Regions from separate parts of the Homo sapiens genome. Here region 1 is linked to region 2. Evidence: read pairs that join two places in POLR2A ChIA-PET (ENCODE). Cell type or tissue: MCF 10A. All regions are shown on one strand. Links, peaks and the distances in the headings refer to the core of each region. The heading gives the core; the rest is flanking DNA.

Region 1 (2,924 bases), core at 308-2,807, 450 kb after region 2:
GATGGCTGTATCTTGAGTTAATGGCACATAATTCAGCCCCTCACTGAGGCTTTCCTGGAAATCTAACCATGGACTGTATGTGCACTCAGTCCTGGAACTCCCTGTCTGAAAGTGCAAAAATGCCTGTTCTGGTGTTTGTTCATTTGCAGTAGTTGCATGAGCCTCTGTCCTCAGGGTCTCTGTTTCCTTCTTCGTGTCCTGTGTCTCCATACTGCTTCTCTTCAAGTGCCATCTGTGAGACTCAGGGGGATCCTCCGACATTTACGGTCCTTAGCAGTAGGGTTTTCCCTAGTGGTAAATGGGAGAGAATCCTGAATTCTAGTCACCAGGAAGCAGAAGTACGGCTGAGAGACACTGAAACTCAAGGTCAAGTCTTGCAGGCAAGGAAGAGAATAGCAAGTTGAGCCCTGGCTGATTCAGAGTCCTTTATACTATTGAGATGTACACATTTTTTGGATTATATCACCTGAAAAAGCATGAGGTTTCCACTGTGACATTTATTTTCTTGGCCTTGAAACCCAGAATATTGAGAATGTGGCTGTTAACCAAAGCCTCCTGAACTGAAGGAGGTCTTTTCTTGTATAGTGTGTGAAAGCAGAGAGGAGCTGTTCATTGTAGCCTTTGAAGATCACCTCTTAATTTCCCCGTGTTCTTATTCTCTAACGATGTGCTTCACTCTTCTTTGGAGGGGAGCCTCCTCTGTGCTGTTTGAGATCAGTACTTCCTACTGCCTTTATGATGGCCTTAGAGAAGTTCTCCTGCCGGATCTAGATGGATCTCACATTATGAAAGGAGCAACAGAACCCTGTAGGAAGGCCAGGGCTCTATTTATTTACATTTGAGGTGGTGGCTGTGGAGGAGGAAGATTCAAAACACACAAAGTTATGTATGAATTATGATGTGATATGTTCAGCTTTTAGCTCTCTACTGGGCAGCACTTCAAAGTTTGTTTCAATGGATTTTCTTCAGGGGGCCACACCAGCATCCTCCAAATGGGAGTCTGAGGATGCCTCCCATCTTACATCACTCACAGATCACTGCCAGAGCAACAAGAAACAAAAACCCTAACAATTTACAGTTCACCCTCTTTGATGTAAGGTGCAGTGGGGACACGAAGCCCAGGCCTCTGAGTAGGATGTAGTTGGATTGGCACAGAAAGCAAACTCTTCTTTCTTTCCTCAAGAAGAAGGAAAACTACACTAGCAAATTAAAAATATTAGCAAGCTTCTACTCAGATACATTTAGCTTGATTTGGGTCAAGGTGGGGGAAGGGAAGAGTAAGGAATTCAAACAGCCTGTGCCAAGGATTTGCTGAACATGTTCTTTAAAAAAATGCTGACAGGCATTAAATTAAGTAACAACTGCAGATTACACAAGGGTAAACACTGCTGCTAATGTTTGACTAAAAGCTAACTGAGGGCTCTAAGTGATTCCAGTTAATTTATAGATCACGCCAGTAACAGCCCCAGGGGACTGGGGCTGCTGAAGGTGGGAGATTCGTTTTATAGCCAGAAGCCACGTTTTTAATTTTAGAAAAAGAAAACTAAAGCTGTAGGAACTGATTTAGAAACTTCAGAGGGAGAGAGAGAAAAAGAGAGGGAGAGAGGGGAGGGAGGAAAGACAGAAAGAGAGAGAGAGGTGTAGGGGGAATGAATTGAATGTCTTTGCTGGGCTTGGGATAGAAAAGTGGCTAAGAAAAAAACAGAAAGAAACACATCTAACTTTAAATAACTCTTCCAGGAGGAGAGAGCATGCTAGGATCAAGAGTTAACTATTCCTATGGGGTAGGGGTCTTAAATTCAAGACTGTGCCAGGGGCTCCATCGACCCCAAATGAAAGAGTATAAACTGCCTCGTGTTATCAAATAAGATTAATTTAATTTTGCAACATTTAGCTTCAAGTTAAAATTTAAATATATGGTTGTACAGTAAATGATTTTAAAATTATAGTCCCTCCAACATAACCTCTCTTGACACAATTTTAAATGCTTTTTAAATGGGATGTGTAGTTTGTTTAGTACATAGCAGTTGATGTCCTTAGATTGGGTTTTCATCATGTATTTTAATTTACTAAGGCTGGGATGACCATAATTGCCTAACAATTCAATGCAACGGAATGGGCTACTTCAGCACTTTTTACTGCATTTTTCCATATAATATCTAAAAGTCACCCTGCGACACACACAGGCTATGTTTATGAAAGCAAGGCTTTAACCCTTGCATTTTTCTAGGTTTGAATAATTTTCTTAATAAGGCAAAAAATGTTTGCAAATTTGCACCATGATGTCAGCACGTCATTGTGAAGGAGGTAGGACTGGCCTGCACTTCAGGGATGAAGTCCTGTCCATTTGGTGTTTGCAAACCTTGAGGATCCTCGTGGAAGCCCAGTAACTCCAAAGACCCTTGTTTCTTCCCAAGTTTCTGTCTCCTTTCAGGCAAGGGCAAACATATCTGCTTTGCTAGGCCAGTCTTTAGTTTAATCTTAGAGTCTCAAAAACAAACAGTGGTAAGGTCTGGATAACATAGTTATCCATTTCTGCGTTTGCCCAGATGAAACTTTAAAAATGCTAAAAATACCAGGGCAATTTCTGTTAATTGCTCTGGATTATCAGGCTGGAGAAATGGATTGGGCGGGTATATTCTAGTCTATTAAATCTTGTGCTAACTTTACTGATATCGTCTCTTGGACTCTGGCAGCCTATTCTGCTTTTCAGCATTCTCCAGGGATGCTCCCAGCGTGTTGGAAACCAAACTCCCTGTCTGCAGAGACAGCCCTAACACCAAAACTTTTGCTTTACTAGAGAAGCCAGAAGAGAAAAATAATGCTGTTGCATCCTCTCTGACTCAGTTGACTCACTTTATGACTTTTATTGTCGGATCCCAAACTTGATGGCTGACCTGACTGAGGTCACCAGCCCCATAGGG
Region 2 (2,924 bases), core at 302-2,801:
TCAATTTTACCTAATTTTGCAGGCTCTACCTACTACTCTTCCACCTGTCAAACAGCTAAGCACTAAATTCCATTTGATTTAAACTCTCCATTTTATAAGATGAAAAGTTCATATTTTACTGAGTACACTGTAATAACCTTAAGAAAATAAAAATTACTATAAATACATATTTTTGGAATAAATTCAGTTGGAGTTAGACCTTAGGATGCTGAGAAGAACATTACCTGTATAAAAAAAAAATCTGGAGTTTTAGTAAGCTAGACAACTCAGCTTATGGCCACTTCATATGATGATTTCTGTTTATGAGTAATTACTTATTGATTTTAGTTCACGTAAAAATTTCAACTTTACCAATTGTCTAGTCCGATTATATTGCAAAGACATAAAATTATATGGTTTTAAAATTTGTTAGTATACCTTAATCTCATGTCATGTTCCAATGCATTATGTAAGTATTCAATCAAAGAAGTGAGGCTGTTCTCCAGAATTGGTTCTCTGCTACAGGTCAAAACCTGCAATAAAAATGTCATGTATTATAGCATGAAGACACTCAACAGATTTCCATCTCCTGCAGTTCCACAGTTGATCCCTGAACACAGAGGTATGGTCTTCAAAATGACCCTAATCTTGCCAATGTTCAGAGAAGCTCTAACTTGAAAATGTTTTAAAAATAGAAATAACTTGATTAGAAACACCTGTGATATGCTTTATCATCCGAAGCCTCTTCAAACAAATCAGATTAATATGTTTCTGCTTTCATTTCTCTTTAGGGCATTCATGTTCAAAGTAGTATGGGTGAGTGTGTATGCGGGTAGCTGTTAGAGGACTGGTACAAGAGGAGTTCATAAAGAAAATATCAGAAATGTAGTTTGTACTTGTAAAACTCATAAAATCCACACAGTTTAAAAAGTTACTGAAGGGACAGGGACGAAATTTTACTTTCTCTCCAAATTATCAAATGTTTTAATGATGACAGAATTTACCATTCTTTTTTTTTTTTTTTTTTTTTGAGACGAAGTTTTGCTCTTGTTGACCAGGCTGGAGAGCAATGGTGCGATATAGGATCACTGCAACCTCTGCCTTCTGGATTCAAGGGATTCTCCTGCCTCAGCCTCCCGAGTAGCTGGGATTACAGGTGCCTGCCACCATGCCTGGCTAAGAATTTACCATTATTTTCAACTTTAGTCTACTGCCAAGCCTAAGTGAAAAGTATCAGTATTTCCAAATATTTTAATACATTACAGTCCTAACAGACCAAAATGTGGAGTTTTTTTTTTTTTAACAAGTTAACATATTTACAAATAATAAATGGACCACTACTGGACCAAATGGTTTTTTAATGTTTCTAAGAGATGTAACTGAATATATGTTAAGTGTTTTTTTTCATTTCTTTCACCTTTCTGAATTATAATGATTCAGTGGCAATCGACTGTATAAAAATATTAAATTACCAAAGGTGTATCATGTATTACATGTAAATCATAATGCTCTGAATAAATTTTCCAGTTATATTTAAGAATAGCTTAGGAAAATGAAAGAGTAAAACCTAAAAAAACCTTTATTCCTCTGTTGCCAAATATTTGATTGTTTAATGACAAAACCCACACAATCATCCATAACTCATAAACACCAATCCAAATACCATGACATTTTAAAAAATTACCGTCATTTATACACAGTCTTCCTCAAAAGACAGACAGTTTTCTATATTTGAGCACTCTGAAAATTAAGGTATCTTAAGTTTAAAAATCATAGAAGGAAAATAGTAGAAAACAAAATGTACTACATGCCAAATGTTAAGTTTTTAAATAGTAGGGAGATGAAAAATACTAACCAATAAGAAGCAAAAGAGGTCTGGATATAAATAAAATAATAAACCAATGTGTATGATAAAAAAGGCAATATTAAAAAACCTTCAAATAGTAAAACTCAAATCTAAAATCTATTACAAAATAGAGCTTACTATTTATTCTTAGAAACCACTACAAGTTATTCCAGTACAAATTTTCTTTACTGAAATAAGGCAGGATTAACCAAAGGTATAGTAAACTTCTTATAATTTGATAAGAAATATTAATAATATTCAAATATATATTTAATATCAATTTCAATATTTAAAACTTGTCTTTCTAAAAGGAAGATCCTTTAAAGCATCTCTAATACAGATCAAAAAATAAAAACAAAAAACCAACCGAGGCAAAAAAATAAAAAACATTCAGTTCCCCACCAGAAAGTAATATTTATATGATCTACGAGATAAATAAACATATAATAGTAATGTGATATTCTAAAAATCTATCCTGTTACTCTTAAGACAATCATGACATTAAAGTTCTAATACTGTCACTTCCAAAAATTAAATGCTTAATCTCATTTTCAATGCTTATTTGAAATAAAGTGGTATTTTATTACTGATTTCCTTTGGTGTTATGAGATTTGGGGCTACAAAATTTCAGCAAGTCATAGTTGAGCTCTAATTATGTGCCAAAATTAGTTGCCTGGCATACAATGTTTCAAAGTTTGCTGAATTAAAAACAAAACAAAACCAAAAACCCCCACGAAACTATATATATGACAATTTTTTCTAAGATGTGTTTTCTAGTTATAATCAGACCTAAAATCTGTGTCTTCTAAAAAGGGGTTAAAAAGAAATTAATATGTGAATTTTTAAGCTTCATTAGACAGAAGAAAAAAAACACAAGAGCCAATTTTAGGTAATATTTTAAAATAAGAGAAATTTTTATAGAATAATTTTTTGAAACTATAAATTTATCATCTTCTTTTGAAGAAAGCTAATGTGTCATATATAATAATTATCTAATACAGTCTCTGGGAATTTTTTTTCATTTTGTAAACCAAATCAACTGACCCATATTTCTGGCTTTAAGTATTCTGTGACATTCCAAATAGTTACTACCTACCAA

What was found. ChIA-PET counts read pairs that join two places held together with the same protein. Peaks named below come from ENCODE experiments on the same cell type or tissue, not always from the same donor. Only the 100,000 strongest peaks of a DNase experiment are listed, where the experiment ranks them.
Region 1: POLR2A ChIA-PET joins it to region 2 with 5 read pairs; 4 of 35 experiments call an interaction of 5 or more read pairs at or near these places.

What each region holds. Positions count from the first base shown.
Region 1 is chr13:50,520,587-50,523,510 of GRCh38, forward strand. The region is part of intron 5 of DLEU1 (deleted in lymphocytic leukemia 1); the gene reads left to right. It overlaps DLEU1-AS1 (DLEU1 antisense RNA 1), which reads right to left. Exons shown (of 3, transcript NR_125753.1): 3 at 347-850. Among named protein-coding and RNA genes, the nearest start is that of DLEU1-AS1, 5.4 kb to the right of the region's middle. In MCF 10A, for the core only: no CTCF peak of the experiment used is centred there; a DNase peak (open chromatin) is centred at 1,305.
Region 2 is chr13:50,075,142-50,078,065 of GRCh38, forward strand. It overlaps DLEU2 (deleted in lymphocytic leukemia 2), which reads right to left. Exons shown (of 14, transcript NR_152566.1): 2 at 418-512. Among named protein-coding and RNA genes, the nearest start is that of DLEU1, 5.6 kb to the right of the region's middle. In MCF 10A, for the core only: no CTCF peak of the experiment used is centred there; no DNase peak of the experiment used is centred there.